Linked DNA regions of Mus musculus: all the other regions are linked to region 1. The links are chromatin contacts, found by Hi-C in ENCODE. All regions are on one chromosome and are shown on one strand. The core of a region is the stretch at or near the end of the contact, and the rest is flanking DNA. Distances in the headings are between cores, read along the strand shown.

Region 1 (4,028 bases), core at 642-3,141:
AACCCCATTTTTAATGGGGCTATTTGAATTTCTGGAGTCCACCTTCTTGAGTTCTTTGTGTATATTGGATATTAGTCTCCTATCAGATTTAGGATTGTTATAAATCCTTTCCCAATCTGTTGGTGGCCTTTTTGTCTTCTTGACAGTGTCTTTTGCCTTACAGAAACTTTGCAATTTCATAAGGTCCCATTTGTCAATTCTTGATCTTACAATACAAGCCATTGCTGTTCTGTTCAGGAATTTTTCCCCAGTGCCCATATCTTCGAGGCTTTTCCTCACTTTCTCCTCTATAAATTTTGGTGTCTCTGGTTTTATGTGGAGGTCTTTGATCCACTTAGACTTGAGCTTTGTACAAGGATATAAGAATGGATCAATTCACATTCTTCTACATAATAACTGCCAGTTGTGCCAGCACCATTTATTGAAAATGCTGTCTTTTTCCACTGGATGGTTTTAGCTCCCTTGTCAAAGATCAAGTGACCACAGGTGTGTGGATTCATTTCTGGGTCTTCAGTTCTATTCCATTGATCTACCTGTCTGTCGCTGTACCAGTACCATGCAGTTTTTAATCACAGTTGCTCTATAGCACAGCTTGAGGTCAGGCATGGTGATTCCACCAGAGGTTCTTTTATTGTTGAGACAAAACTAGTAACTTTTAAGAACTGCATAAGGAGTTTTTAAGTTTCAAGGTGAAACAGTTTAGAGAGCCACTTCCCAGCAGCACCAATAGGTGGAACCCTACTGGACTACACATTTTACAGGGTTAAAATGGTAACTTTTATGTTTTTTAATACAACCCCAAAATTTGCATATCATTTACATGTTTCCTTAAATGTTTATATTTCCTCTTTAAGATTTAGCACTGGTTCATAAGACCAAACATAAAACCAGACTGAGAAAGAAACTAAATGGTGCAAGATGGAGTTCTTCACACTGAAAGGTGTTCAACCTTTCAGTTGATCTCATCTAGTTGATGAGAAAATGCGTGTGTTTGTGTGTTTGTGTGTGTGTGTGTGTGTGTGTGTGTGTATTTATACCAAAATAATGTGTGTATGTGTGTGTGTATTTATACCAAAATAATATGTATTATTTAATCCCAGCTTGAGGAAATATATAAGCATATAACAATGTCCGGGTGTGCAATTCCAGAATGTTAGCAGTAGCTGTAGAGTAGGATACAAGTTTCTGGATCTCTAAACATGATAGGACAACCCAGGCCTCCTGGGTTACTGCATGTGTTAACGAGTATGAATGATGGTGGCCAAGGAAATTAGTTGTTTCCAGGAGACTTGTGAATAGTAAGAGTGGTACTGGGCCTGCTGTAGAAAGAATGTATTCCCTGAAGCTGGTCACTTCTCTGAAGGGATCGTGACCTTTGCTTCTCAGGTAAATTTTCTGAAGGGGCTGTAACCTCAGGGGAGAGGAAACTCATCCTAGAGATGTAATCTCTCACCTTTACCATGGCTCTCACTGGTCTTCATACCCTGGCTTTAGCAGGAAGAGAGGGCCAGGCATGGTAGCACACGCCTTTAATCCCAGCAAGGAGGCAGATCTCTGAATGCCAGGGCTGCATAAGAGACCGTGGCTGGGGTGAGTGGAGGCAGACTATTGTATATGTTTAGCATAAAGCCCTGGCATCCACTTGGAGGCTGTTTTGTAGGCTTGGCGTCCATGGAGAGTATTCTTTAGGAGCAAGGTTAACAGCTCTGTGAGAGCATTTTCTGTAGGGTTGGTGAAGGGCGCAGGGAGCTTTTAGTGTCTGTGTGTCTAATGGGGAGAGAGATTTGCAGGCAGTTCTATCCTTCACCTAAAACAGTCACAGAAACATAAGTAGTACGTAATCCTTCTGATAGACTGGCGTCTGTTATCTAACGTAAAAACAAATGCGTAACAGAAGCCAGGCTGCCTGCCAGGTTAGAGCACGTGACAGAGCAGGAAGGATTTGTTTCTAGCTTCACAGGGAAAACCATTCATCTGAAAACTACTTTGCAGCCTTTGTCGGTTTTTATGTTATGTAACTATTTTACATTTAGTAGGTTATCTGAGTTTAAGATACTAATATTTTTCTTTATCATTTGTAGGTTTCTAGAGCGACTGTTTGAGCGACATATAAAGAAAAATAAACATCATTTGGAGGAGGTTGGTCTTTCTTTGGAATTTAATGTTTTTCTATTCTCTAAAAGAATATGTTTTATTTAAAATAGGCACTTTCTGCCTTGTGCTTTTTATGAGGGGAAAGGGGCAGGACTGGGAGAGTGTGATCATGAGACTAGCAGCGCTGCAGATAGAGTTCAGTTTTAATAGTGTAGCGAATGTAACGACCCTCAGAATTGCTTTCCCCCCAATTCTAGGGAAAGATGCGCTACCTGCTGCATGGGCTGAAGGTTGACTTAGGCTGCATATCTGAGGAAGACCCAGCAAAGCAAAAACATTTCAGAATGTTGAATCAACTTCATTTTCAAAAGGCTCTGATTTCAAGAGAAAATGAGTTTGTAAGTGATGAAGAAACAGTGAGTCACCACGAGCGCCAGCAGTACCAGGAGGCCCTGGACATGCTGTCGGCTGTGCCGAAGGACGAAAACAAGATGTTCTCTTTACCGGGCGAATTTTTAATACCCGCCCATAAAGTCAAGCATTCAGAGGGTGTTATAATTCAACAGGTCAATGACGAAACAGATAATGAAGCCTCACCCTGGAATGAAAACAATCCAAGTGTTTCTGATAGTGTAATAGACCAGGAAACCTCTGTGGATGTCATTGAAGGTGACAGTGACTTTGAAAGGGCTGAGACTTCCAGGGAACTCTGTTGTCTGAGCACATCACTGTCCCCATCTGGTCCATTCCCCAGCATCAATGGTGGCAGTAATCATGGTAAGGAATTATCGACTCTACGAATCATGGGAATGAGCATTGAAGACTGACCTCTGGATCTACATTAATAAACACTCCATGTGGCCAGTAACTCAATATTACTTTTCTTCTTTTTTTTTGTCCCCTTTTACATATTAAGATTTCTGTAATTTCAATGCTATGTAATAAATTACCACAATTTTAGTGTCTTGAAACACCACATATTTATTATTGCTCTCATATTGCTATGGTTCAAGAATTGAAACACAGAGTGATGGGGTCAAAAGCTACAGTCCAGGTGGTATTCAGGGCTGTGATGGCATCAGGAGGCTCGACTGGGGGAGAAACTGCTTCCATGCTACAGTTGCCAGCAGAATTCCTTTTCTTGCACCATAGATCTGCGAGTTTCATCTGGTCTTGGCTGGCTGGCGGACAGATGGCTACTTGCCATCTCCTGCCATGTGCATGCTCCCTAAGCAGGTCACAGCTTGGCAAAGGAGAACCACAGAGACTGCTAGCAAGGCAGGTAACTCTTGGTGAGAAGCAGGACAGTCACGGGTCTCTTGCAGTCTTAGGGGTGAGGGGATGATACACAAGAGCGCAGATGCAAGGCTGGGGACCCCTGTGTTACCTGAGGCTTCATCCACCACTTCTAAAGTCATTTTTCAGAACATGTTTGGTCTAACACAGTGACCTCATGGGAACTGACAATGGTTTATAATCTGGGACGGTGTTTACATCTTATAACGTACAGGGGCTTGAGGGTTAGGAGACTCTTGTCTCAAACAAAAACCACAAACCACACAAAACAAAACCAGTGTTTCAAGAGACTAGCCTCTCTTTTGTCTTTTCAACTATTTACAGTAATGTGATTGGCTATTCAGCCACTGTAATGTGCTAAGTTCTCATGTTGCCGGTGCTGCCCGAGATAGGGTTTGAGGATGACAAGCTGGCCTGGGAGAAAGCACAGTGCTGAGGTGGGGTGTCCTGCTCCAGTGTCTGGTGTCCCACAGGGCATCCCTTCCTCCAGCCTCTGGAAATCTCTCAACTTTTAAGGCAGGGTCTCGTGACTCAGGCTTAGCTGAAGCCGCTCTGTTGGCAGAGGCTGACCTTGAACTTCTGACCTTCATGCTTCCACCTCCCCAGTGGTGGAACTAAAGGCTATGCTCATTTTAGAG
Region 2 (4,028 bases), core at 667-3,166, about 95 Mb before region 1:
GATTTGAACTCAGGACCTTCGGAAGAGCAGTCAGTGCTCTTAACTGCTGAGCCATCTCAACAGCCCCCACATATACTCTTAACTTTCTAGTGAGTCTAAAGATTTTTAGAAGCTTTTGTGACTGAACCTAGGATAGAAGACCAAATTCATACTTGTTATATCACAATATTATAGTTATTTTAACTTTGCAAGAACTTGAGAACAGTGGATAGTAGTACTGTTACTTTAAAATGTTTGATGCTAGAGGTCAGAGGTATTGCCATCCTTAGCATATATGATATAGTGCCTTGTACTCCATCCCAAGCACTGAAAATAAGTGAATAAATAGATAAGCACACCTTATTGAGGCCTTGCCTTCAGCCCCAGCCACTCTCTCAGCACCTTGAGTGACCTTACCTAGCAATCCTTCTGTCTCTCTTCCCTCATTCTCTTTTCTTCTCTTTCCTCATGGCTTCTTCAGATCAGACTGCTCACTCACCCCGTAGTTTAAGAAGCTCATTCCACTAGACTGGCTGATTTAGGGTTAATCATGACCCAACCATCATGAGTCTGTAATTAAAGGACCTTGCCAGCTCTCTTTACTGTTGTGTTTCCAGTCTCTAACCCAGCCTGCTGCACTGCAGATACTCAATAAATATTTGCTGAGGGAAAACCACCATTAGCAAGAAGACTGCACAAGTTAATCATTGTATTAATTGTGAGGAACATAACCAGTTCACGTGCCTGTAGCAGCAATTCTGGTCCAGCTACTCTCAAGAAATAGGCAGATCCATTCAGGAGACTGAGTTGTGACGAAGAAATCCTCTTTACAAGGAGTCAGAAAAACAAATTTCAGCTCTGTGTGGTGGCACACACTTTTAATCCCTGCAATGAGGAGGCAGAGGTGGTGAATCTCTGTGATTTAGAGGCCAGCCTGGTCTACAGAGCAAGTTCCAGGACACCCAGGACAATATAGACTCTTTCTATAAATAGATAGGTGAATAGATAGATAGATGGATGGACGGACGGACGGGCGGGCGGGCGGACAGACAGACAGACAGACAGCAATGACTATGTTCATCTGGATACAGTCCAGATCACTCCAGATCTGGAAGGACTAAACATCCCAGCTCCCTTAGGAGACATCTCAGATGTGTATTTCCCCCCAGTATAACATATCATATCACTTCTGGATATATGGATCTATCTCTCTCTCTCTCTCTCTCTCTCTCTCTCTCTCTCTCTCTCTCTCTCTCTCTCTCTCTGGCCTTGAACTCAGAAATCTGCCTGCCTCTGCCTCTCTGCCTCTCTGCCTCTCTGCCTCTGCCTCTCTGCCTCTGCCTCTCTGCCTCTGCCTCCCAAGTGCTGGGATTAAAGGCATGCGCCACCACCACCCGGCACTTCTGGATCTCTTAAGGCTCAATTAAAATTAAGCTGTCCATGTATGTGTCCATGGCCTGGGGTCCAGCTTTCCATGAAGGATTTCTATGCTCCTCTCATACAGCTCCCATGTTTCTCACCCCATAACAGAAGCCTGGATCGACTTCCAACACAGCCAGGAGTTACATTGACTCTGACTCGCAATGCTCTGCCACATATATCAGAGTCTGTTTAATGCTCAGTCTGTTAGAGCATTCAAAAGAAACGAACACAAATTCCATTCTCAAATAGTAGGGACATAATTTTCTGGTTAGTAGGAATGTAACTTCTTGGTTGGCACAATGCCTTAAATATGGAAATAGAAGTCAGATCATTGTCATCCTGAGCCTCAGTTACACTCCTGCCTCCTAAGTCTGCAAAACCTTGGCTTTTGGTGAGTGGATGAATTGATGTACTTCAAGGTAACCCCACAGCCTTTGCCCTGGGCCTCAGTCTCTGCACGCACAGCTGTCGGCTGGATCCAGTGGCCTGCAGATGGCGTGTGGACGTCTACCCAGAGTGCATGTTTATCCCTCTTGCTCCTATGCTCCCTGCAGGGCCCCAGCAGTTCCTTGTTTTGGTTTTGGTTTCATTTTGTAAAAAGAGGAAATATAATTATGTTCTCATAGAGCTCTGTGAACACTGGCAGGAAGTTTTTAGTGAGAATGATTAGAAAGGAGAAATAATTCTTGGATCTGAGGGGTATGCCTCTGTTTTGATCATTCCATAAAAGACAAGCTAAGAGGCTTTCTTCTATCTTATTTCCATCATATACTGTATTTCTGTATTTTGCTTTCCTGACTGTAATGTGTATATGATATGAAAACTGTTCCCCATGTTCCCTAGGAAACTCACACACACTAGACTAGAGAAATCCTCCCGAACACACACTCTTTCCAGAATGCTACCTACTATCCAGATATCATTAAAAAACAAAAACAAAAAAACAGCCAAAGACAAGACAGAGTAAGCCATGGATTCTAGATTTAGAACCCCAGAATCTGGGAAAATAAATGTCCCTGCCAAGAAAACAGTGGAAAGAGATTATTCTGGGTTAGGTGTGGTCTTGGCTGTAATATTCTTGGCCATGTTACAGAGAAATACCTTCTAGATACCTAGAACTGTGCAGCTAAAACTCCAGCTGATCTAGCCAGGCAGATATGGGTTGGAATCACCACTGGCTCAGAGGTGCTGAGCACCATACTCTCTGCTCCTCTAGAAGAGGGGCCTGTGCTCTCAGACACAGAGCCATCTCTTCAGCTCCAGGAGGAGTGTTACTGAACAAGGTATTATCATAGAAGTGGAATTTCAGTTCGCCTTGTTGCATTCTAGACTATCACTGATTGGTAGGTTTGAGCTCTCACCCTCTTACTGACCTAGCCTTACCTTTTTAACCACGTCCTCCAGGTCCTATCTAGTCTTGTTTCTTATGTGCAACCTGAGTATTTGGTACTGTCCATGAGACACTTTTCTCTTAGTGAGGTTTCTGACCATTTATCTGAGAATTGGTTTTGGGGACCCAATGGAGAGACCATCTTACATAGGGGTAGCCAACCCAGGAAAAGACTGGAGAATTCTAGTCTTAGAATGTATGAACTTTCTTAACTAAGATTTTATATATCAACTTTCTTTTTGTTCTTTGAGTTTATTGTAAGTCATAGTACGTTGTGCTTCGTTCCAGAAATTCAATATGCTTTCTTCTTTGCACCAAGAAAAATAAACACCTTGCCTTCTACCCTTTTGAGTCCAGAAGTTCGTCTTAGCTTCTATATAACAGTGATTCAGGTAGAGACAAAATCATGATTGAAAGCCAAATGCACACTACTACCCCCTCCCAATACTGTTGATTCACTTAGAGAATCTTGGCAATCCTAGAAGACCGCATAGGTCTCTGCAGTGAGACAGGTTATATATGGGTCCTGAGTTTCCCATCATGGTGTAGAAACAAACAGATGCCAGTTCTCTGCAGAGGGACCATATGCAGACCTGTTGGGGGCCTTATCCTTCCACCAGATACACAATAGAGAAATACATATTCTTGGAGCAGTGCAACATCATAGAAAGTCTCAGTACTCTATGGGGTATCTGGAAACCAGGTTTGTCTTTTAAAGGTCATGATGGCCTGTTTTTGTAAATGGGTGCTTGCTGAGGCAGGATGTTCCAGTGCCTCCTTCCCTTGCTTCAGTTCAGCCCAGACGGGATATATCCAGCTGCCTTTGGATGCTGGTCTTTTCTCTCCCTGCTCCCTTGTTATGCATGCACTGTGGCTCCCATGCCCAGTCCTGACTCCCAGCAGTTGATGAGGTAGTTATTTTCTCATCCTGCGGCAGGGCTGATGCGGTGGAGACAGCCCACCCTCTCTCCACAGTGCACAGTGCCAGCAGCAGCTCAGAATGGTGTGTGATGCTTTTACCTCTTCTCTGAGGGGAGATGTCCTGGGCCCAATCTTTATCTGCCCCCATCTCCATTCAGCTGCAGCTGCAGTGCCTGAACTTCAGACTTATAGCTCCTTTCTCCCTGGATTTTGTTTTTGTTTTTCTGACAAGGCACCTGACAACCAGCAGCAAAGAGGCCAGTTTGTTTAATTTAAATACACTGCGGCAAAGTGGAGGTAATCGTCCACACAGGCC
Region 3 (4,028 bases), core at 990-3,489, about 95 Mb before region 1:
TTAGTCCGCTCATAGGAGCTGACTCAGGGCCCTCTGTCTCTGTCCCTGGCTGACCCTGTCAGAGCTTTACTGGGATGCTTGTTCTTAGCCTCTCCTCACCCCTCTAAGTGCACGTGTCTGGGTCTATATGTCTGTGTGAAGGCTTTTTGTGAGGATACCTGAGCTTTTATGGCCTTTAGGTGCCATCTCTAAGAGCAGGAGGGGAAAGAGTTGAGGCACAAGATGAACAGTTTGTTTTGTTTTCCTCTCGACATTATGTGGGTCCTTGCAGATATGGCAGAGACATTTAAGATCAGTAACCACTGATTTTACAGAAAACAATTTATTTTCTTTGGAGTGAGCTCAGTTTCACGTGACATAAACACAGCCCAGTCATCTTCCTGCCCAGCACACATGGTCTGTTCAGCACACAAGTCACAAGTACCAAAGAGGTACTTTTGAAGAACTCTGACCAAAGCAATATCCCCGCCATATTCACCCCTAACTTTCGCCTCTGTCTGTTCTACGCTGGCTGTCTAAATCCCAGGGAAGGATGCTGCTATACTGTGGCACCCTTCCTACTGAGCATCCCTCATGCCAAGTGTAAGAAAATCACAGAATGAGCCATATGCTATTGCCTCCTCTGGTTGTCCCAGAACTTCCATATATATCTGAATCACAGAGCATGAGTTCTTCAGAATGCCCCCTAGCAATCCAGTTTATACTCTGAGGCACCCTGGTGCATATCTGGCCAGCAGTGGTCCTGAGGAGACTCATGGCCTCTAGAACATCTCTCGGTGGACAGACATGAACTTGGAACATCCAAGGGGAGCTGGAGAGCAATGCTGTTCCAAAACATAGAGAAGCAATGTCCACATCGAAACTGTTCCCACCTTGTTTCCTTCCCTAACCAAGCAGGCTCTGATCCCACTCTAGCTGCTCCCTAGAGTTAGGCTCGGCTTCCATTCATTGATTCTTCTCTTCACAATACTCCATGAGGTGTGAGTTGTAGGCAGTCTGCCTCTATCCCATCATCCCTGGCAGGAAAGCTCAACAGAAAGGCAGATGTGAGTCTAGCCCCTGGGCTGAGTGGGTCAGGAAAGCCCCTTAGAGAAGTCCAGAGGGCTGAGGAGAGCCCAAGTGTGATCTGTGTTGTTTCTGCCTCTGCTGCTACAGGTTAGCCCCAGAGCGGCCAGGACACAGGAAGCTCAGGTGAGTCACGTGTCCTCCCCTTCCTCTACCCTTCCTCCCGTCACAGATCCCAAGCCAGAGCAAACCTTACTTACAGTTAGGATGTTCTTGAAAGAACCCAGCTGCACCTTTTCCTCTGATCCCCACAGCAGCCACCACTGGACCTGTTTCCTGGGCCTGTCTTGCATCAAATGTCATGGCCTGGTGTCATCAATAGCACTGTCTGAGGCAGCACAGAGAGGTGGCTACTCTCAGCTTGAGCTCTGCTTCTGTACTCCTGTCCTCTGTAGCCACTGTCTAACCCATAGCAAGAGCTCCCCTGGGATTCTGTCACTCAACACTGCCTCCTGATACAGTCCTACTCCATCACACTGACCACAAAGAGCCAATAAGTCAAAGGACAGACACTCTTCTAGTCTTAAGGAACCATTCTTAAAGAACGAGTGTCCCTTTTTTTCATTTGTATTCTGACGCCAGCTAAGCTACTATAAACTATTACAACTTCCAAGTTCACTTTTTTTTCAGGATAGGGTACCACTATGTAGCCTTAGCTGTCCTAGAATCTGTCATGTAGCCCAGGGTATCCTCAAACTCATAAAGATTAATAACTGCTTCTGCATCCTGAGTGCTGGGACCAAAGAGATGGACCAACACACCTGGTCTCTACTTTTTTTTTTTTTTTTTTTAATTGGGAATCTTTTTCAGTTACAAATCTTCAGGGTAGAAAACCCAGGCAGGGCCATGGCATCACCAGGCAGCAAAGGAACTTTCTCAGACAGCCTTCTAAGTCCTGTCATCTCAGAGCTGCCTCTGGGCTGACTAGTCCCCGCCCTCCCTGCAAGGTCAGCCCACACACGTGGTTTGCAGAGCTGGCTGCAGATGCGCTGCACCCGGGTGCTGCTGCTTAGTATGTGCAGACCAGCACAGGCTGCTGTGCACTGTGGTGAGGTCAGGGACTGACTGAGGGCCTTCAGCAGCCTACCAGGTCCCCTTTGTCCCTAGGTCCAGAGGGACAGCATGGGAGTCCCTCGGTGCACACACTCAAGAACCTGCTGCCAGGGCTTGAGTCAGCTGGTGTCTCTGCCTCTGACCCATGGCAGGACCCATGAGAAGCCAGCAGTCAGGCAGATGAAAAGGGCCGCACACTGCAGCCTGCCGTCTGCTGCCAAGAGGCTGGCCTTCCTCCCTTTCCAAACCTGCCACTGTGAACCCAGTTTTTTATTCAGTCGGAGTAATTCCCACCCTTGTGACACAAGCAATGACCTCAGAAGACACTCTCGCTACACCCCAACCCTGTCCCTCTGAAAGAGAAGACATTGACATGCACAACTGAAAAGCCAGAGAGACCACACACACACACACACACACACACACACACACACACACACACACACCCATTCAGGTCTGCTGGTTCACAGCAGCTTTGTCCTGAGCCCCCAGTGTGCTTGTGACTAACAGTCTGTCTTGTACAGGCGCAGAGGCGGAGGAGCAAGCTGGCACCGAGAAGACAAGGGAAGGTCTTCCCCCCAGAGGCACATTCCTGTCCGTCTTTCTGCTGCACACCTGGACCAAGCTTGCAGGCTGCCAGACTCACTCAACCTCCAGAGAGAGGAGCCAAGCCTATGGGAAGTGGGGAGGGACTGCCTGAGGCCGCAGCTGGTGGGCCTCCTGCATGTACTAGCATCCGCATTCCTCCCTCAGGGCATGGTCTCATCTCTGCATCAGGAATTTACCAGGAGATGGAAAAGAACAGAAAAAGCCCTGAGCCTGTGTGTGTTCCTTCCGGCACCTGGCCAGCATGGAGGGCTCTCCCTAGTCCTAGTGTGTGCACATGCAGTTCTTTCCTGCCTTCGACCTTTAACAACATTTTCTGTCTATGCAAAGAAAGCTGCAGGCCTCATTCAGTTCTGCAGACATTTACACCCTATCCTCAGTGCTAAAAATAGCGACACCACCCCCCCCCCCTTCCTCTTTGACCTGGTGAGGAGGCTTCCGCCTGCACAGTGGCGTGAGGCCCTGTTGCTGTGTAGCCAGGAGGAAGGCGGAGAACTTTAGGGGCCAGTCAGTGGGGAAGCAGCCCTGATCTGTGTGCCAAGCTGGGACTGGCCGCCAGGGGGCGCACTGCCTGGGTGCTACTCATGCATCCTGTCCTGGGGTCCTGTGGAACATGTGATCGCCAAGTCCCATTCACATTGATTTTCCTTTTTTTTTTTTTTTTCTTGCTCCCTGAGCTCCAGGATGTTATTTTTAGTAGAAGAGCTATTATAAATATTTATAAAGGGCAGCGAATGATGTGAGAGGGCCCACAGCTGGCACTGCAGCATTCCTTACCCACCTCTGCAGACCCCTCCCTAATTCTGAGGTGTGTGCAGAGCCATGGGTTAGGTCCCATGAGAGTCTCCTAAAGGAACAGTGAAGGGAGAAGGAGGAATGGATACTGTTGCAGTCCGGCTCCATCTGTCTCTCTGCCTTCACTCCCATTTCTAGCTGGAGTAACTCAAGGCTGGGAGAAGGGACAGGAACCTTGCTGAGCCAAGACCCTCAGTGTCCTGGGTACTTAGAATGAAAGGCAGGTGCACCAAGGATCACTGCCACTGTGAGGGCAAAAAGAAAAATAGGAGTTGGGTACTAGCCTCTGCCCAGCTGTTGGAAAAACACTTGGTTAGCAGGCAAAGCTAAGGACTTGGAAGGCCAGCAGGGGTTTAAGACTGCCCACTCAGGGAAAGGAGATTCAGGCTTATGGATGGCCAGAGGGGCAAAGATGAACGAGTCCATGTAGAGAGTTCTGGGGATACACTACATACCCCAGTGGTGAAATGTACCCCATAAGGGTAAGACAGCCTCACAGACATGCGGGC
Region 4 (4,028 bases), core at 1,044-3,543, about 95 Mb before region 1:
CCTGAGTTTGATGTCAGCATAGGCTACATAAGATCCAAGGCCAGCCAGGGCTGCAAGGGGTCCGGGGGTCTCTCCTAAATAAATCACATACACACAAACACAGATTTCAGAACTCGCTGTGGCTGACCACTCACGCTCCCTAGGGAAACTGCATATTTAACCCGGTGGGCGTGGGAACAACAGAGCTCAACCCCAGCAATGAAAGCTGAGATGCATTAGGAGATATAGGAAACATAGGGGAAGGAGGTGGTGGTGGCTGGAAGGTGGGAGAAATGGGGGAAACAGAGGCAAATGGCCTGGGGAAGGGCACCAGGTAGGCAGACGGGGACAAATGACCGCAAGACCCACATGGTCTTAGTGACAAGGCTACCAGTGGGCACACAAAGCCACCATTATTAACAAAGGGAAGCATTACGTTCCCACCTTGCTCTGAACAACTGAATGGGGCTCAGGTTGGGTTTCAGCCTTTCACTTACCCCTTTAATAGCTGGACATATCTGTGCAGCATGGAACACAACTACCTTGGTTACCTGAAAGAAGTTGTGACCACAGAGGCAGAGCAGGGACAGGATAGGGGGGCTTACCTGAAGGAGGGACTTCAGCAACATGATCTGGGTCAGCCGGTTCCTATTCTCCCTGTAGGCCAGAGACATGGTCTCAGCAGGATGGCAATAGAGTGCTCGGCTGCACCCCCCACTCCTGAGTGTTCTCACCAGGAGGCTTGTTGGTGGACCCATGATTTCCCTAACTGGGGGGGGGGGGGGAGGCTGAAAAATTGCCACGGGACCTATGACCCCTCTGTTTTTGAGCCAAGAGAAGAAAGCAGAGCCACAGAAGTCAGGGTGAAAACCAGGAGCCAGAGAGGGTGGGCTGGGAAGAAGCAGTGGACTGACCCCGTCCGTCCGGTCTCTACGGGGTGATGCACAGAAGGCAGCGGGACTTTGCTCATGATGAAGAGGATCACCTCTGAGCGCTGGTAGGTCGGCAGTGTGCTGGCAAAGGAGCCTGTGAGGAGAGGAGGGAGCGTGAGAGGTCCCCTGGGCTCAGCAGCAGCTGAATGGAGAGAGTGAGGCTCCCTAGTGCCCAGGGCTGGGGCAGCCCAGAGAGATCTGCCTAGGCAGGCTGCTTTGACCCTGTCTCCCGAGGAGGGAGCAAGAGGGACTCCAGAGGGCCCTTCCAGATGCCAGCTCTTCCCTTGTTACTGTCATCTGGGCTTCTTCCTGGGGGATAGGGCAGCTCAGTGGTTTCACGGCTGATGAGACCATGGCATAGGCACAAGGACCTCTGAGAGGGAGGAGACCCTGTTCCATGTTTCTCCACATCCAGGGCACAAACAGTCTCCGTTGCTTCCTTCCTGTCTTTTTTTTTTTTTTTTTTTTTTTATGCCTTAGTCCCACCTCCCCTACTGCGGGCCCACCTGGAAGCACTAGGCATGCCTAATGAGGATGGAGACACAGGAAGTCTGCCTTTGCAGGAGAGCCAGGCTGAGAAACCCAGACTGATCTGGTGTCTTTGCCCAGATCATTATGTGTCATTAGCTGGCTGCCATTTCCCCCAGTGTCCCTAAATAACACAGTGCTAGGTAATCATACAGCAGATGCTATGGCGGAGGCCTGGTTCTCCCACAAGGATCATCTCTCTCTAGTCCTGGTTCCACCTCATCCTCCCAAGATTCCTTGCTCTTCTAACTCCTTTTCCTAGGCCCCAGCTAACTCCTCCTCTAGAGCTCTTCCCCTCTCCAAGCTTTGCCAGGGTCTCTCCTTTCAGTACAGCCCTAGTCTTAACCCTTAGGCCCTGCCTGTCTCAGGCCAGAGAACTAGGTCTCTGGCAACCTCTCCCCACAGCCTCATTCCTCTTCAAATCTTATCAGGTCCCTCCCTTCTCCAAGCCTCACTGGGTCCTTCCCTTTACTAAGTTCCTTCCCCAGACTCCGCCCCTTTCCAAGCCTCGCCCAGATCTATCTCCACTACCACGTCCTAGGCCCCGTTTCACAGGCTCTGCCTCCTTAGCCCCGCCTCCAGATCGTTGACAACTCCTCCCCTGGAGTCGATCCCTCAAGCCTCAATGGCCCCTCCCAGACCCACCCATTTCCCCACCGATAGTTTTGATGACGGCCTCCTGGAACATGCACTCCTCATGCTCCTTGATGATCTTGGAGCCCAGGCTCACAGCGCCGTCGTAGCTCCCAGTTAGCGCGTAGTCGATGCTGAGCCGCAGCTGCCGCAGCAGGGTGTTGAACATCTCCAGTACCGTGGGCCCTGGGCGCCAAGGGGGAGGGACCCACAAATCATGACAGGAATCCCTCCTGCTCTCCCGTAAGCCCAGGCCCGCGCAGCCAATCGGCTCTAAATCTAACGCCTGCACACACCCCCCCACCCCACGCCCCTTGCCTTTTGCTCCGGACCCCCTTACCGACAGAGCCCGTGGCAGCGATAATTGCAGCTTCCGATAGGACTTCCACGATGCCGGCGCGCACAGTCGCCGCGCTGCGGCTGTTGGCGTCCAGGTGGCTCAGGAGCTGCTGGATAACCAGGTGGGAGTGCTGCGGCTGTGGAGGAGGAAGACGTGCTGGTCCCCAAACAACAACACCCCCCCCCCTGCCCCCCGGCCCGGTAGCCCTCTGCTGGAACCCAGAGGCTCAGGGTGAACCAAAATGACATCCCACAGCCAGTGGGCACTGCAGGTGGCACCCAGACCTCGCTCTCTTTCTTGCAGCACCCCACCCCAACCCCCACAAAAACGGAGCCAAATCCCAGGGAATCTGTGTTTGCACATTTTCCCTGAATTCCTTTACTTCAAAGGCGGCCAGCAATCTATTTCAAAATATTGTCTTTCATTTCTCCCTGTCCCCAGGTTTTACTGGCAAGGCCCATGAGAGGCCACGTGGTTCATCTCAGTGCAGCTCAAAGTGTGGCTGGGAGCCAGCCCAGTGCCAATTCAAGATCTGTCTGATAACACTGCTGCTAAGATGTGGGCCAGAAGGAAAGTACACCCGCAGTAACGGGGGCGCTCAGGGAATGCAGGTGGCTTGTCTTCTTTGAGATTTAATTTTCTCTAGGAATTATTTTCCATTGTATTTCATAAAAATAAAATAAATGTTGGCCTAGGATATAGGAAACATTAAACAGAGAACTCCTTGCAATTCCTTCCCAGCCGGATGATACAGCATGATCTGTGGCAGCTGGGGGTCTCTGGGGGGGGGGGGGGGAGTCAGAGGACACCTGGCTTTCTGCTTTGTGCATTGTCCAGCACCAGGAAGTGCCCTTGTGCCCAAGCTTGAACAGGGACAAACCATACCTGAATTGAGTACATGATGATTTTAAAGCAACGGGTGGCAAACACTTTGGGTTCCCAAAGAGAGTGGTTATCCAGGTGGCTGTGAGGAGAAAACATGGGGGAAGGAGGGTGACTAGGAAACTCAGAGGGAGGGAGGGAGGGAGGGAGGGAGGGAGGGAGGGAGGGAGGGAGGGAGGGAGGGAGTAGAGATGAACTTGGAGGGACAGCGACACTTCCAGAGATCCCCTGGCAGTTTCCTATCAAGGAAGGGCTTACAGTACAGGCTCTATAGCTTGACACAAAAAGCACCTTTGTTCAGTTTTTGCTACCCTCCTCTTAATCAGCACAAACCACAGGTGACCACTGCGTGGTAGTCTAGCTGTATGAACCAGCAAAGGATTGACTTGGCCGTAGCAAGTCTGCAAGGCCATCACCTCTATTTTCACCTGGGGAGATGGGGGAGGGCGGCTGGGACAGCCTGCAAGAAAAGCCTTGAAACCATCACCAGGGAGTAGAGCATTTCCTGGGTGGAGAGCAACACTCAACTCACATAAGAACGGGCTTGATGGCGTTCTTGATATTGCCGAAGGCCGCCCGGCCCAGGAGCTCCCTCAGGCACCTCTCAGCCAGTTCTGCTGGGTTCTCCTTTTCCTTCTCTGGTGCTTGGAGGGGCGAGGGAGACCGGCTGTGAATACAGAGCCAAGTGGATAAAGGATGGGGTTCAAAGCTGGGAGCTAGGACTGTATAGCCCT
Region 5 (4,028 bases), core at 634-3,133, about 95 Mb before region 1:
TAAAGAGAATTGGAATTTTGTGGTGCATCTGAAAATAGCCCCCAGTCAGGCTGACTTCCACATCCTTCTCTTTTAGCCAGCTCTTCCAACAGGAGCACACCAAGAACCCCCCTCCCCTAATTCTCAGACCCCCTAAGTAAGTTACCACATTAGCTACTAGATGTAATATGGTGGCCTGGGGCTGCTAATTCCCGCCCATACTGATGGGCCTGTCCTAACTCCTTCCCGGCTGCAGGTGCCCCTGCAGTCACATGCTTCTGTCAAATGATCTGCAGCTTCAGCCTGCTCCCTCTGCAGAAAGGGGGTGGGGGGGGGGGCACAGACAGAATAAAAGAGGTCTATGGCTCTTTCTACCTCCCAACAGGCAAAGCCCAAGTCCAGTCACCTTTCAGAGTCCCCACTGGTTATGGGTCCAGCCGCTGAGGACATCTCCCCTCCCCCCATTTGCTCCACCCAAGAGAATTAATGCTAGCTGAGAGGACCTGCTGACACCTCTATAAGAATCATAGTGTGGCTGTGTAACCAACTGACCTGGGAAGGAGATGCAAGGCAAAAAGTTAAGTCTTTGTCTTCTAAATAGGGGGCTCACCAACTGCTGACTCTTTTCAGCATGCTCTCTGTGCTAACAAACTTTGTGACTCATGGTCTGTTCGCAGAGGCAGCCAGCAGCCTTAGAAATGGGTTAAATTGGGAACATGCACTTCTAGATCACTCACTCCTCAGGTGCAGCCCGAGCCCCTACCCTGCAGTAGGAGACGGAGAACAGGGCTCCAATTCTTCTGCTGGCCTCAGAATAACTACCAGAGACCTGGGCTCTAGTAAACTGTGTCCACAGGAATACACGCACACATGTACCCTTGGTAGAGAGCCGATTCCTAGACTAGTCCACTCTTATGATCTGCAAAGTGGGACCCCAGGAGCGCTTTCCTCATCCACGCTGCCTGTAGAACCCGAGAAATTCTTGACAAATGAGCAAGCAGAGCCTTGAACCGTGAGGGTCTTGGAGCTGCCACACATTCGTGGGGGCGGTGGCTGCGTAATTGGGAGAAACCCTCGAAGCAGCATCTCTCCCCATCAGCCCTCCATAGGGCCAATCTGGAAGTTGGGAAGCCTGAATACCATTAGCAGCAGTGTTAGGTAGAGGCCAAGTCCACCCAGCTCAGAGAGATGAACCTCCAGCGCCGGCTCGCTCGCCAGCTCCTGCACTGCCGGCGCCGCCTCCCACATCCAAGGAGCCTGGCAGCAGACTGGCAGTGAGCAGCTCTCCCCTACCCTGGACCACTTTCGCGCATCAAACTCCCAAGCACAAGCCTCTTTGTTAATTCTGCAAATACTGTCACCCGATCACCTCCACCAACACTGTCGGCTCAGCTCCGAAGATACTCGCTTTTTCCAAAGCCGGGTGCCTCTCAGCCATCAGAGTCCCTACCTGGCGACGGACCACCGCCCCTAGCGCCTGCACACGCCTGCCCGAGGGATCTCAGGGGACCAGAGAGTCCCCCGGCCTAAGGCATCTTTGTCCTCTCGGCACAGACGTACGCACAGGCGACTGAACCAGCCTAGCCTGGCACCAAGTCGGCATTCTCGCTTTTGCGACGGGGGCCACTCCGGGGGACAAAGGTCCGTGTCTGGAAGTTTGCGGGCCCGAGCCGGGGCGCCAAGCCCTCCTTACCGTACATCTCCGCGGGGAGCGCGCCTCTGGGGAGGCCGGCGTAGCCGCGTCGCTGGCTGCTAGTCCTGGCCGCTCCTGCCTTTCATTCACAGCCCGGCGGGCTCAGGCGGCTGCGGGCGGAGACCGGGGCGCGGCGGGAGCAGCCGATGGGGGGCCGGCGGCGGGCGGGACAGAGCGGGACGCCACCCGCCCATTCAGCGACGAGGTTGGCTGCCGCCTCCTGCTCTGGTCCGCAAGCTAGGCGGCGCGCAGGGGGCGGAGCTGTGTTCTGCCACGCCCCGCCCCCTTGGCCACTGGCGGGCTGCCTCAAGAGCCCCGCCTCCATCCCGGACCCTCTCCTTTCCTCAGTATGGGGCGAGCCTTTTTACCTACCTGACGCCCCAGGAAGCCCAGGTTCTTCGTTCACTCAGTAGATCATCCATCCGAATTCCAGCTCCTGGCTCAGCTCTTACGCGGGTCGCTGACGTGTCCTTCAAACTGATGACACACACACACACACACACACACACACACACACACACACACACACACACACACACACACACCCCACACCAGGTCAGCCGGGCGCTGGAAGCTGCAGGTGTGCTCTATTCAGTCTGCTCAAACGAACCGGCTTAGGGAACCTAAGGAGCAGAAATTGAGGCATAACCCTATTCTTTCTGCGGGCCCCAAACTCTGTTTGCTACCTGGGTCAGGTATTCAGGAAATACAGCACACTCCCAACCTCCAAGGCTGCAGGAAGTCCGCTTGGTTTTTCCTCTCCAGATTTGTGTAATCTGCAAGCTTTGCAGCCAGCATCCCCTCCACAAAGGGACTTAAACCCCAGGCCAACGCCCCAGCCCTGGATATCTCTGCCTTCTGTTTCTCTGGCTTTTCTATTTCTATTTCTTAATTTCTCCTCTTGCCTCTTGCTGGAGGCTTTCTGTTTTCTTCCCGACCGTAAAAATTAGAGAAGGGCCTGAATGCAATGACCTTCGTTTTGTTTGTTTGTTTGTTTGTTTGTTTTGTTTTGTTTCGTCTTGTTTTTTGAGACAGGGTTTCTCTGTCGGCGCCTCTTTGAGCCTTGCTTCGTGTTGAGAAATTTCATGAACCTACAGTACATAGTGGGCACCACATATTGTTTTCTTTTTCTTTTTTTCTCCCCCAAAGCAAAGATCAAACCAGAGAGATCCAGTCCTTGGATTTGGAGACGGTGCTCAAGACAGTGCTCACTGCACCCCAAACCAGCATTTTCTATTTTTCTTTGGCTTCATTTCCCCAGACACATCCACCAACCCACCTGCACCTCTCCTAATCTGATGCTTCCTGTTGCCTTGATAAACAGAATGACCAAAAAAACACTTGGTTAAGAAAGGGTTTATGTCATATTAAACTTTACAGTCCATCACTGGGGGAAGTTGTCCTGGTTTGAACGGATTGTAGTGGAATATGAAGAGTCCCTGTAGGCTCTTATATTTGAATGCTGGTCCCTCATTGGTAGAACTGTTTGGGGGAGGATTAGGAAGTGTGTTCTTGTTGGGGGTGTGTGTGTCAATGGTCAATGGAGATGGCCTTCGAAGTTTCAAAAGCCCACACTAGTCCAGCGCTCTCTCTCTCTCTCTCTCTCTTTCTCTCTCTCTCTCTCTCTCTCTCTTTCTCTCTCTCTCTCCCTCATGCTTGTTGACCAGATGTAAGCTCTGATCCACAGCCATGCCTGCCTGCCTGCCTGCCTGCTGTGCTCTCCACCATGATGGCTGTGGACTCTACCCTCTGGAAATGTGCGCCCTGAACTGAATTGTTTCTTGTATAACCTGTCTTGGCTATGGAGACAGGATATTGGGATCAGCAATAAAAAAGGAACTAAGACAGGATTCTTCCCTAAAGTTACATGGCCAGTAAGCAATTTCTGGAGTGATGTAGCTGCCTGCGTGCTGCACCAGGGCACCAGCGGTGCAGCTTTTAGTTAGTCCCCTTGCTGGGTGGGCTTTCCAGTGGCAAAACTGCCTAGTTCCTTGTGCTCCTGTACGTGACCCCAACAAACTCCTCGGCCCATCAAGATAGACTTGGGTTGGATTATTTCTTTGGTCTGTTGATATCTTTTCTATCTGGGTTTAATAGAAATAAGCTCTCAGAAAAAAATAACACAACAGAGACAGTGTAAAATCAAAGGGCTGGATTCAAGAGTCCTATCCTCTAGAGCAGGTGACTGCGAGGACAGAGGAAAGGAAAAAAATCAGCTCCTTAGGGGGAACTCTAGGATGGTGGAAAGTCAGAATTGGGATTAGTACCTTAAACAGGTTCCTCTTTGCTTGCAGAAATCCCAAGTAAGGAAGAAGATAAAGAGAAAGAATCGGCATTTACTGAATGGCTCCATTGC
Region 6 (4,028 bases), core at 812-3,311, about 94 Mb before region 1:
CAGGGGTGGCAAGAACTCAGGGCAGGAACTGAAGCAGAGACCATAGAGCAACAAGCTTATTAGCTTCCTGCTACTGCTCAGTTAGCTTTCATATACCACCGAGGACCACCTGCCGCAATGGGTTAGGTGCTCTTCCAATTAAGAAGCAATAAAAAAAAAAAAAAAAACGCCCTAAAGAAACTGCCCATAGACCAATCTGATGAGTTAATTCCTTAACAATTGAGGTTCCCTCTTCACAGGTTGCATCAAGTTGACAACCAAAAACAGTCGTCACAATAGATAACTCATATATCTAGGGCATATTTATTTATTTATCTGTTTATTGAGACAGGGTCTTTCCTACACGACTGGCCCAGAATTCACTATGTAGATCAGGCTGTCCTTGAACTCACAGAGATCCACCTGCTTCCACCCAGAGTGCTGGGATCAAAGACATGTACCATCACAACTGGTCTGCCATAAATTTATAAAGCCATAGGCCCAAATAACCAAACCAGAGACCATTAACCTCTCTGCTGGCCACTGGTGTAAAAACACCCACTAATTAGTACGCTCACTTGAAAAGAACAAGAGACTCCTGATTTGTCTACTGCTTGCTTTGTGGGCAGCAGCATTTCATCTAAGCCTGCTTATCACAGAAGCACAAATCTATGGTGGGAAAGGCCGATTCTCCATGCTTTCCCACAACCCAGATGAAACCTCCCTAGAGAAGTCCAATGCTTCACCTCATGTAACTAGTTTCCTTAAGCAGATCCAATATTTACTTTGCAGGGTTCACAAGAATATACATTCACAAAAATCCTTTCTTCATTTGTCTTGGGACAGCCCAGACCTGGCTCATTCATCTATCCAGCCAAGGCTAGACATCAAATTACTAGTGTATAGCTCCTTTAAAAAACAAACAAACCAACTTGCATAAGATCAAGAGAGAGCCACAGTAGGCAGCATGTTGGCCCTTCACTTGCTTTTCTTCCCGTTACTGACTCCTGACTTCTTTTATTTCCTCTGGAGCCTGAGCACAGCAGTTCCTTCTCTCTGCTGTATTTAGTTCCTCTCCAAGTTCACACGATAAGCAGTGGTAATTGCCAAGCAGAGAGAGAAAACCAACATAATCATAACTAAATGTTTCAATCTTTTGGATTGGAGATGACAAGGGAACTGGAGAATAATTGACCTGTCGAAGTTTGATGATTATTCACAAACTTTCACTCGTCACTTGTTTAGCCAGGTGTGCTGACACACAGAAGGGCAAGTTACTGGCAAATTTGGGATTACATAGTAATTTAGTTCTAGGGTATGGATTATACTTGATTGCAACATATTTTTAACAATTAAGTCATCAAACTTTTAGTTTTTAGTAACAATTTCAACCCACATGATGCTTTCACATTAAGTTTTGTTTAAAGGAGAAAGAAAATGAGGCAGAACTATAATGTGTCCAAGCCACAAAATTTCCTAAGATAGAGCCCTGAATCAAATCCATATCTAATCGCCAAAGTTACTGCCTTACAGTGTCCCTTCCTTTGCAATAAAGTCTGGAAACACTGTGGTACAGAGAAAGCCAAACCCCTTTGAATACCTCCTTTGCACTTCCTGCCTGGACACAAAGTATTTGCAGACTCCATCTCCTCTTCGGGTTCTCAAGTGTTTTTTCTTACGATGCTGGACGTACAAGGCAGGGTTAACATGGACCCGAACGTCCTTAACTGTAAATAGTAAAAGACACGCAATCACCAATCTATTGCCACTATTGCCTGACAGTCCCGGGATAAGCAAAGTGTCCCCGCTGGCGTCCCTTACCTTGGACTGGTCAGCCCTGTCCACGCCTACCTCACCGCCGTGGCCACTATGGTCCAGCCGGGCTTCCTCGAACACCCAAAGAAGCTGTACAGTAATGCTAATCTGTCTACCACTGGGTCTTGCTTTCTCGCCAAAGCTCCCTCACTCAGGATGCAGTTTAAGAATTCCCGCCGAGAGCAACTGAAGTAACAACGTAACCCACTGATCCCAGAGTGCTTTGTGCTTCCGCCGTACACGAACATGGTGGCGCCCAGCAGCTCCACACTAATCCCAGCATGCACCGCAAGGTACGTCCGGCCAGTCTGATGATCAGGAAGATGGCATGCTCTGGGGTGGAGCCACAGATCCTTGTACAGTACTTAGTATTACGAAAGGATCTATCTCAGGCTCCCTTTTCCTGGCCCACCGGCGCACTGGTAGCGCAGGCTTGTCACGCCGCCACAGCAGCCTTGCACCTTCATCGAGACCATCCGCACACGGCAGCTTATCTCCGGGAGCTGGGGCGCATGCGCAAGGTGGTTCTCGAGGTGAGGCGTGGGGAGTATCCGGAGGGACCCTAAACGGGGGTGGGGTGCCGAGGCCGGAAGTAGATCTGCTCTTGGGCCCAACCCTTAGCTTCCGGAAGTACGTGTGGCATGATTGTAGGAGGGATCACTAAGAGTTTGGGAATGGTCTGCGCTACGCAGTGAACCTTCCCTTTGGCAGAGCATGACTGTGAAGAACCGACGCAGACCCTGCTATCACAGCGTTCACCAGAAATTGGTTGTTCCAGTGTCCCTTAGATCCCTGGGAACGAAGCTGGGGAAAGCGTGGCGCTTATGCCTGTGCACCAATCTGCCTTTTAAAACTGGGCCTAGCCGGGCGAGGTGGCGCACGCCTTTAATCCCAGCACTTGGGAGGCAGAGGCAGGCAGATTTCTGAGTTCGAGGCCAGCCTGGGCTACAAAGTGAGTTCCAGAACAGCCAGGGCTATACAGAGAAACCCTGTCTCAAAAAAAAAAAAAAAAAAAAAAAAAAAAAGAAAGAAAAAGAAAAAAGCTGGGCCTAAAATTAGCACTGCCTTAATATTGTTAGTAAGAAATAGAGGCTGTTTATTTAAAAGGAGAAATGCTCAGTGAGTGGGGAAAAGGAGTATGTTTTTCAGAAGCTCTGAGTCTCAAGTCTCCTAACTGACATTTACATAGCACCTGCTTCTCTAGAGAAATCTTTATCCAGGAAAACACTGGCAAAGGGGTGAGAGTGGAGGAACAATGGCCAAAGGGACCAACGTGCCAACCTACATCTGTGTTCAACTTTCTGAGGGGTCCTTTCCCATCTTGGTGATTTACATACGCATTTGATTAACCCTTTTTTAAAGATCTACTTAAATTCTGTGTAGGTGTGTGTGTCTGTGGGACATATGCACATGGGTGCAGACGTGTAGGTGTGTGTGTCTGTGGGACGTATGCACATGGGTGCAGACGTGTAGGTGTGTGTGTCTGTGGGACGTATGCACATGGGAGGACAGAGTAGGATGTAGGCTCTTCTGCAGTTATAGGCAGTGAGAACATCCCACTGTGGGTTCTAGGAACTGAACTCTGGTCCTCTGGACACGGAGCATCTCCTCAGCTCCTGGACTAACTCTTAAGGGTTAGGACCATATGATATTCTTTACCAGAAAGCCTTCTCCTAGATCTCCTGGAATTTAAAAAAGTTGTATTTGTATCCAGGTCAAGATCCTGTTGGCCTTAGATCCTATTCTGCTGACCAAAAAGCATATAATAGGGTAGATGAAAAGGGTTGGTGAGATGGCTCATTGGGTAAAGGCATATGCCACCAAGTCTGACAACCCTAGTTCTATCCCTGGACTCACTTGATGGGAAGAAAAAAAAAACAAAAACAAATCTTACAAGTTATTCTCAGTGTGCATGCATAATATAATATTCTAGTTTGCTTTTTGTTGCTGAGAAAAATACCATGGCCAAAAAAAAATCAACTTGGGAAGGAAAGGATTTATTACACCTTACAGGTTACATCAATCATCTAGAGAAGCCAAAGCAGGAACTTAAGGCAGAAATCTTGAAGCAGAAACCACAGAGGAACACTGTTTACTGGCTCTCCTGACCTTCAACTATTTTACTTATACACTTAAGGCCAATTTGCCTAGGGATGGTACTGCCCACAGTGGACTGAGCCCTCTTATATCAAATAGTTGAGAGATGTGTCCTGCATCAACTTAGGCTTGGGCCT
Region 7 (4,028 bases), core at 1,069-3,568, about 94 Mb before region 1:
GGGCTGGCCTGGAAAAAGATCTGCCTGCCTCTGCCTTCTGAGTGCTGGGATTAAAGGTGTGAATTACAAAGCCTAGTTGTACATAAGTTTTCAAAACTGAATAACATTAACTAAGGCATTAGCTAATTCTCCCAAGCATTAGAATGATGTACTTGAAGCATAACAGCCATTACCCCGTTCATCAGAGCAGCTGTGACTTTCGAAAGACCTTCAAGATCAAGCCCGTTGATATTTCTTCATAGAACAAGAGGGTGGGAAGGGTCATTAGACCCTCCCCTGAAATCACGAACCCTTCCCCTCATTTCCTAGTCAGCTGAATATAATGCTGACAAGTTATGCTTGATGGCCTTCTGAATTCTAGGATTTATGGAGTGTCCAAGGTTAAGAGAGAGGTAGTGGGGGAACTACATCTATGAGCTCTGAGGAAGTCATTATCCATGAGAGGGTAAGACTTCAGCAATGAAGCTGCTTTGGGGTTACCTGTACTCCTGTAAGTAACCTGTCACCTGTAACCTGTCCTGTAACCTGTCACCCATGACCTAGAAGTAAGTCCAATAAATTCAAGGGAAGCTGGCCTCCATCAGCATCAATGGTGCTCTGCTAGGGTGAGTGAGCATTTGTGTGCTGCTCCACAGTAAAAGTTCACTTAAAGTCTTCATGTAGGCCTGGGGTGTAACTCAGAGGTACAAGAAAGAGTATTCAAGCTTATGAAAAAACAAACAAAAAACAAACAAAAAAACAAAAAAAAAAAAACCCTGGATTTGAGCCCCCAAAAGAAGCGCGGGGTGGGGGGTGGGGATGGAATTAAATGCTCAAGGAGCTGGAGACATACATAGTTCATTGAGTGAGAACAATGGCTGCTCTCCCAGAGAACCTGGCTCAATTCCTAGCTCCCATATGGTGGTTTAGTTTTAAAAGACGACGCCCTCTTCTGGCTTTCACGGGTACCAGACACAAAAATGGTGCACAGATATGAATACAGAAAAACGTTGGCCACATTCAGTAAATAACATTTCTTAAGAGTAAGGACAGTGGTGGTGCACGCCTTTAATTCCAGCACTTGGGAGGCAGAGGCAGGAGGATTTTTGAGTTTGAGGCCAGCCTGGTCTACAAAGTGAGTTCCAGGACAGCCAGGGCTACACAGAGAAACCCTGTCTTGAAAAACCAAAAACAAACAAACAAAAAAAGTAAGTGCTCAAGTAGTAACTGCTACCTATCTATAGTATCCTTCCCAGTACTCTGTACTCAGGTGTTCTTTCCTACCTGAACACATTTTGACCTTTGCATTTCACCAGTACAGGGAATAACGTTGACGTTAGTGATGTTATTGATGTTATTCCCTGTATCAACATCAAGATAACTCAGGAGATGAATCAACGCCTGTTATACCAGCACATTTGGGAGTGTGAGAATTCCAAGTCCAGCCTGGTACTTGATAAAGACAAAGAAAACAAAAACAAAGCAAACAAAAAACCGAGTCAAAACAGATAATCAGTTCCCTATTTTTTATCTCGATTACATAGAAACGAACAAACACTGGAAGCCACTCTGACCTTCATTTTTGCTGAGAAGTAATAAACTTTTATTACCACGAGTTTAGGAAAGGGGGGGGGGGAATACTAGAAGAAAAAAAGTCATTTAGGAAAACAGTGAACATCATCTTTCCAAAACATCAGTTAAAGTCTGTTAAGGAAGGCTGGTGAAGTCAATTAGGAAACGTTCAGCCATCTAGTCCTTCTGTATTTCAGGAGTGCGCTTTTCGCAGCGTTCGCCTTCGAAATGGAGATGTCTCGACAGCACCTAACCCGAAGTTTCTAGACGCCTCCAGAGAGAGAAGCGCTATGTCCTTCTACCCAGTTCCGACTCCCGCGGCCAGCAGAGCCGGCAGCTGCAGGTCCGCACTCACCTGGGCCGGGCCGGGCCGGGCCGGGCCGGGTGGAGGCCTCGGTCCGCCAGCGTCCTTCCCGGGCCGCAGTCGCGCGGGCCAGAAGCCCCAGGTGGCGACTTACTGCGGAACAGACGTCGCCGTCGCAGGCGACAGCCCAGGGCGCCACCGGGGAACCACCCGCCCGATACGTCACCCACCGAACATGACCTGGAGCCGGGAAACTCACCTCAGGGCGCGGCCCCACGGCCTAGTCCTCGGTGCCCCGGCTAGGGCAAGCGCCGGCGCCGCTGGGCTGAAGCCCCTCAGCCCCGGAGCGCCGGGAAACCCTGTCGCGACCAGCGGCCTCGCCGCGCAGATCTGACCGGCCTCCCTCAGACTGCCCGGCGCGCGCCGGCGCCGGCTCCGCGCGGCTCGGAGGAGCGAGCCTGACTGACGGGAGCGCGCGTGGACGGCTCCGCGCGGCTCGGAGGAGCGCGCCTGGCTGACGGGAGCGCTCCGGGGACGGCTCCGCGCGGCTCGGAGGAGCGCGCCTGGCTGACGGGAGCGCGCCGGGGATGGCTCGGCGCGCCTGGCTGACGGGAACGCGCCGGGGACGGCTCCGCGCGGCCGTGAGGAAATTGTCTGGCTGAAACGGGAGCGCGCCGGGGGCGGGGCTTCTTGCGGCGGGTTTTCCTAGGCTGCCGCAAGGCGCGCACTAATGGCGGTGGCCTTCTTGCTGCTGCAGGTGCCGCTGCTTGTTGTTTCCTTAGGAGGCGCGGAGAAAGCTGGAACTAGGTGGGCGTTCACCTGATAATCCAGATTTACCTATTTCTTTCTATGCCTCCTGTGCTCTTCCTTAGAGAGTTCTTGCATCCTGTTAGCGAACTTCACCTGAGCCCTATTATCTGAAGAGTGACTGTTAAAAGAAACTTGCCCGCCCTTCGCGTTCTTAAAAAGGCTCTCTACAAAGACCCCTTTCTTTTAGAGGACTTATTTATTTGCTTGTGTATATATTTAGGGGGTGGGGTGAGACAGGGTTTCTCTGTGTAGCCCTGGCTGTCCTGGAACTCAGAGATCCTCCTGCCTCTGCCTCTGAAGTTGGCTTCGGATAGGATTTATAGGACTTCAGAATGCCCCTTATTCTACTTACAGCAAGGTCAGGCGTATACTCTTTAAACACCCGGTCTTTGTCCTTTTAATGATTTTTCAGGACTGCTTGTAACCGCTATCTGGTCAAAATACTTGCTGTACCGACGTACCATTTTTAGTGTAGCATATCTTCTCCAGGTTCCCACACTTTCACAGCCTCAGCCTGAGCCTGGAAGCATCCCCTCTCCCTTTTGCCACTCCAGAAAGTACACTGATTTTGGAATAAACAAAATGTCTCTGATGTCCTGTGTGATTCACTGTCTCCTCTATTGTTGGTTGATTACATTTTCCTACTCACACGTCTTTCTAGCCTTATTTATTCTTCCCTATAGAGGAAACACACGCACGCGCACACACACGCACACGTGGGAGTGGGGGAGAGAGTAAGACTTTGTCTAGCTAATCTAGGCAACTGTTGCAGATCTCATCGATTTTCCTCTATACAATAGTCTCTTTGTTTTTTGTTTGTTTGGTTTGGTTTGGTTTGGTTTTGTTTTTGAGACAAGGTCTGTGTAGCTCTGACTGTCCTGGAACTCTCTAGTTAGACCAGCTAAAGAGACTGACCTGCCTCAGCCTGCTGAGTGCTAGGATTAAAGGTGTGTGCCACTTTGCCCAGGTACAATGGTCTCTTAAATCTAAATCTAGAGTTGTTTTTCGAGATGGAACCATAGTTTTTTTTATGTCCCAGACAAAGTCTTGCAGCTAAGCTATACACTATCACTTATCTTAAGTTTGTTTTTCTGACTTTTTCACATTTGGCCTATGGCAATGGATCCTTAGAACGGGCCATCCCTTCCCACCAATTGCAATAATCTTTCTACACAGAATCTAGATTTACACATGGGTGCTGTGGTAGACACTTTAATCCCAGCACTCTGGAGGCAAAGGAAGGCAGATCTGAGTTTGAGGACAGCCTAGTCTACATGGTGAGTTCCAGGACAGCCAAGACCACACAGAGAAACCCTGTCAAAAACAAACAAACAAACAAACAAAACAGAGAATCTAGATTTAC

The links. Hi-C counts contacts between places; a loop is a spot of excess contacts on that map.
Region 2: a loop to region 1 is called in a map of regulatory T cell, with 19 times the contacts of the local background. The contact joins two enhancer-like sites. A Hi-C loop is called at or near these places in 2 of 37 maps with a recorded cell type or tissue (T-helper 2 cell and regulatory T cell).
Region 3: a map of T-helper 17 cell shows a loop between it and region 1 (12-fold over the local background). The contact joins two enhancer-like sites. A Hi-C loop is called at or near these places in 1 of 37 maps with a recorded cell type or tissue (T-helper 17 cell).
Region 4: a loop to region 1 is called in a map of regulatory T cell, with 16 times the contacts of the local background. The contact joins two enhancer-like sites. A Hi-C loop is called at or near these places in 3 of 37 maps with a recorded cell type or tissue (T-helper 1 cell, T-helper 17 cell and regulatory T cell).
Region 5: a map of T-helper 17 cell shows a loop between it and region 1 (18-fold over the local background). The contact joins the promoter of Efr3b here to the enhancer-like site in region 1. A Hi-C loop is called at or near these places in 2 of 37 maps with a recorded cell type or tissue (T-helper 17 cell and T-helper 2 cell).
Region 6: a loop to region 1 is called in a map of T-helper 1 cell, with 9 times the contacts of the local background. The contact joins the promoter of Ptrhd1 here to the enhancer-like site in region 1. A Hi-C loop is called at or near these places in 2 of 37 maps with a recorded cell type or tissue (T-helper 1 cell and T-helper 17 cell).
Region 7: a map of regulatory T cell shows a loop between it and region 1 (18-fold over the local background). The contact joins the promoter of Ubxn2a here to the enhancer-like site in region 1. A Hi-C loop is called at or near these places in 2 of 37 maps with a recorded cell type or tissue (T-helper 17 cell and regulatory T cell).

Annotation. Positions count from the first base shown.
Region 1 is chr12:98,666,751-98,670,778 of GRCm38, forward strand. It overlaps Spata7 (spermatogenesis associated 7), which reads left to right. Exons shown (of 11, transcript NM_001289572.1): 10 at 2,082-2,139; 11 at 2,352-3,069. The coding sequence ends at 2,921. Among named protein-coding and RNA genes, the nearest start is that of Spata7, 41 kb to the left of the region's middle. Within about 2 kb of position 1,892, at least 1 of the 3 ENCODE cell types and tissues checked has a DNase peak (open chromatin) inside an H3K27ac peak, as active enhancers do.
Region 2 is chr12:3,757,702-3,761,729 of GRCm38, forward strand. The region is part of intron 15 of Dtnb (dystrobrevin, beta); the gene reads left to right. Among named protein-coding and RNA genes, the nearest start is that of Dnmt3a, 47 kb to the right of the region's middle. Within about 2 kb of position 1,917, at least 2 of the 3 ENCODE cell types and tissues checked have a DNase peak (open chromatin) inside an H3K27ac peak, as active enhancers do.
Region 3 is chr12:3,778,464-3,782,491 of GRCm38, forward strand. It overlaps Dtnb (dystrobrevin, beta), which reads left to right. Exons shown (of 18, transcript NM_001162465.2): 18 at 2,643-4,028. The coding sequence ends at 2,818. Among named protein-coding and RNA genes, the nearest start is that of Dnmt3a, 27 kb to the right of the region's middle. Within about 2 kb of position 2,240, at least 3 of the 3 ENCODE cell types and tissues checked have a DNase peak (open chromatin) inside an H3K27ac peak, as active enhancers do.
Region 4 is chr12:3,979,558-3,983,585 of GRCm38, forward strand. Efr3b (EFR3 homolog B) reads right to left here. Exons shown (of 23, transcript NM_001082483.1): 7 at 3,827-3,961; 8 at 3,298-3,376; 9 at 2,413-2,548; 10 at 2,097-2,258; 11 at 894-1,005; 12 at 585-636. Among named protein-coding and RNA genes, the nearest start is that of Pomc, 27 kb to the left of the region's middle. Within about 2 kb of position 2,294, at least 3 of the 3 ENCODE cell types and tissues checked have a DNase peak (open chromatin) inside an H3K27ac peak, as active enhancers do.
Region 5 is chr12:4,037,032-4,041,059 of GRCm38, forward strand. Efr3b (EFR3 homolog B) reads right to left here and starts at 1,884. Exons shown (of 23, transcript NM_001082483.1): 1 at 1,673-1,884. The coding sequence starts at 1,679.
Region 6 is chr12:4,231,952-4,235,979 of GRCm38, forward strand. Ptrhd1 (peptidyl-tRNA hydrolase domain containing 1) reads left to right here and starts at 2,062. Exons shown (of 2, transcript NM_001204912.2): 1 at 2,062-2,327. The coding sequence starts at 2,076. Cenpo (centromere protein O) reads right to left here and starts at 2,014. Exons shown (of 7, transcript NM_134046.6): 1 at 1,801-2,014; 2 at 1,580-1,706. The coding sequence starts at 1,625.
Region 7 is chr12:4,905,235-4,909,262 of GRCm38, forward strand. Ubxn2a (UBX domain protein 2A) reads right to left here and starts at 2,319. Exons shown (of 7, transcript NM_145441.4): 1 at 2,115-2,319.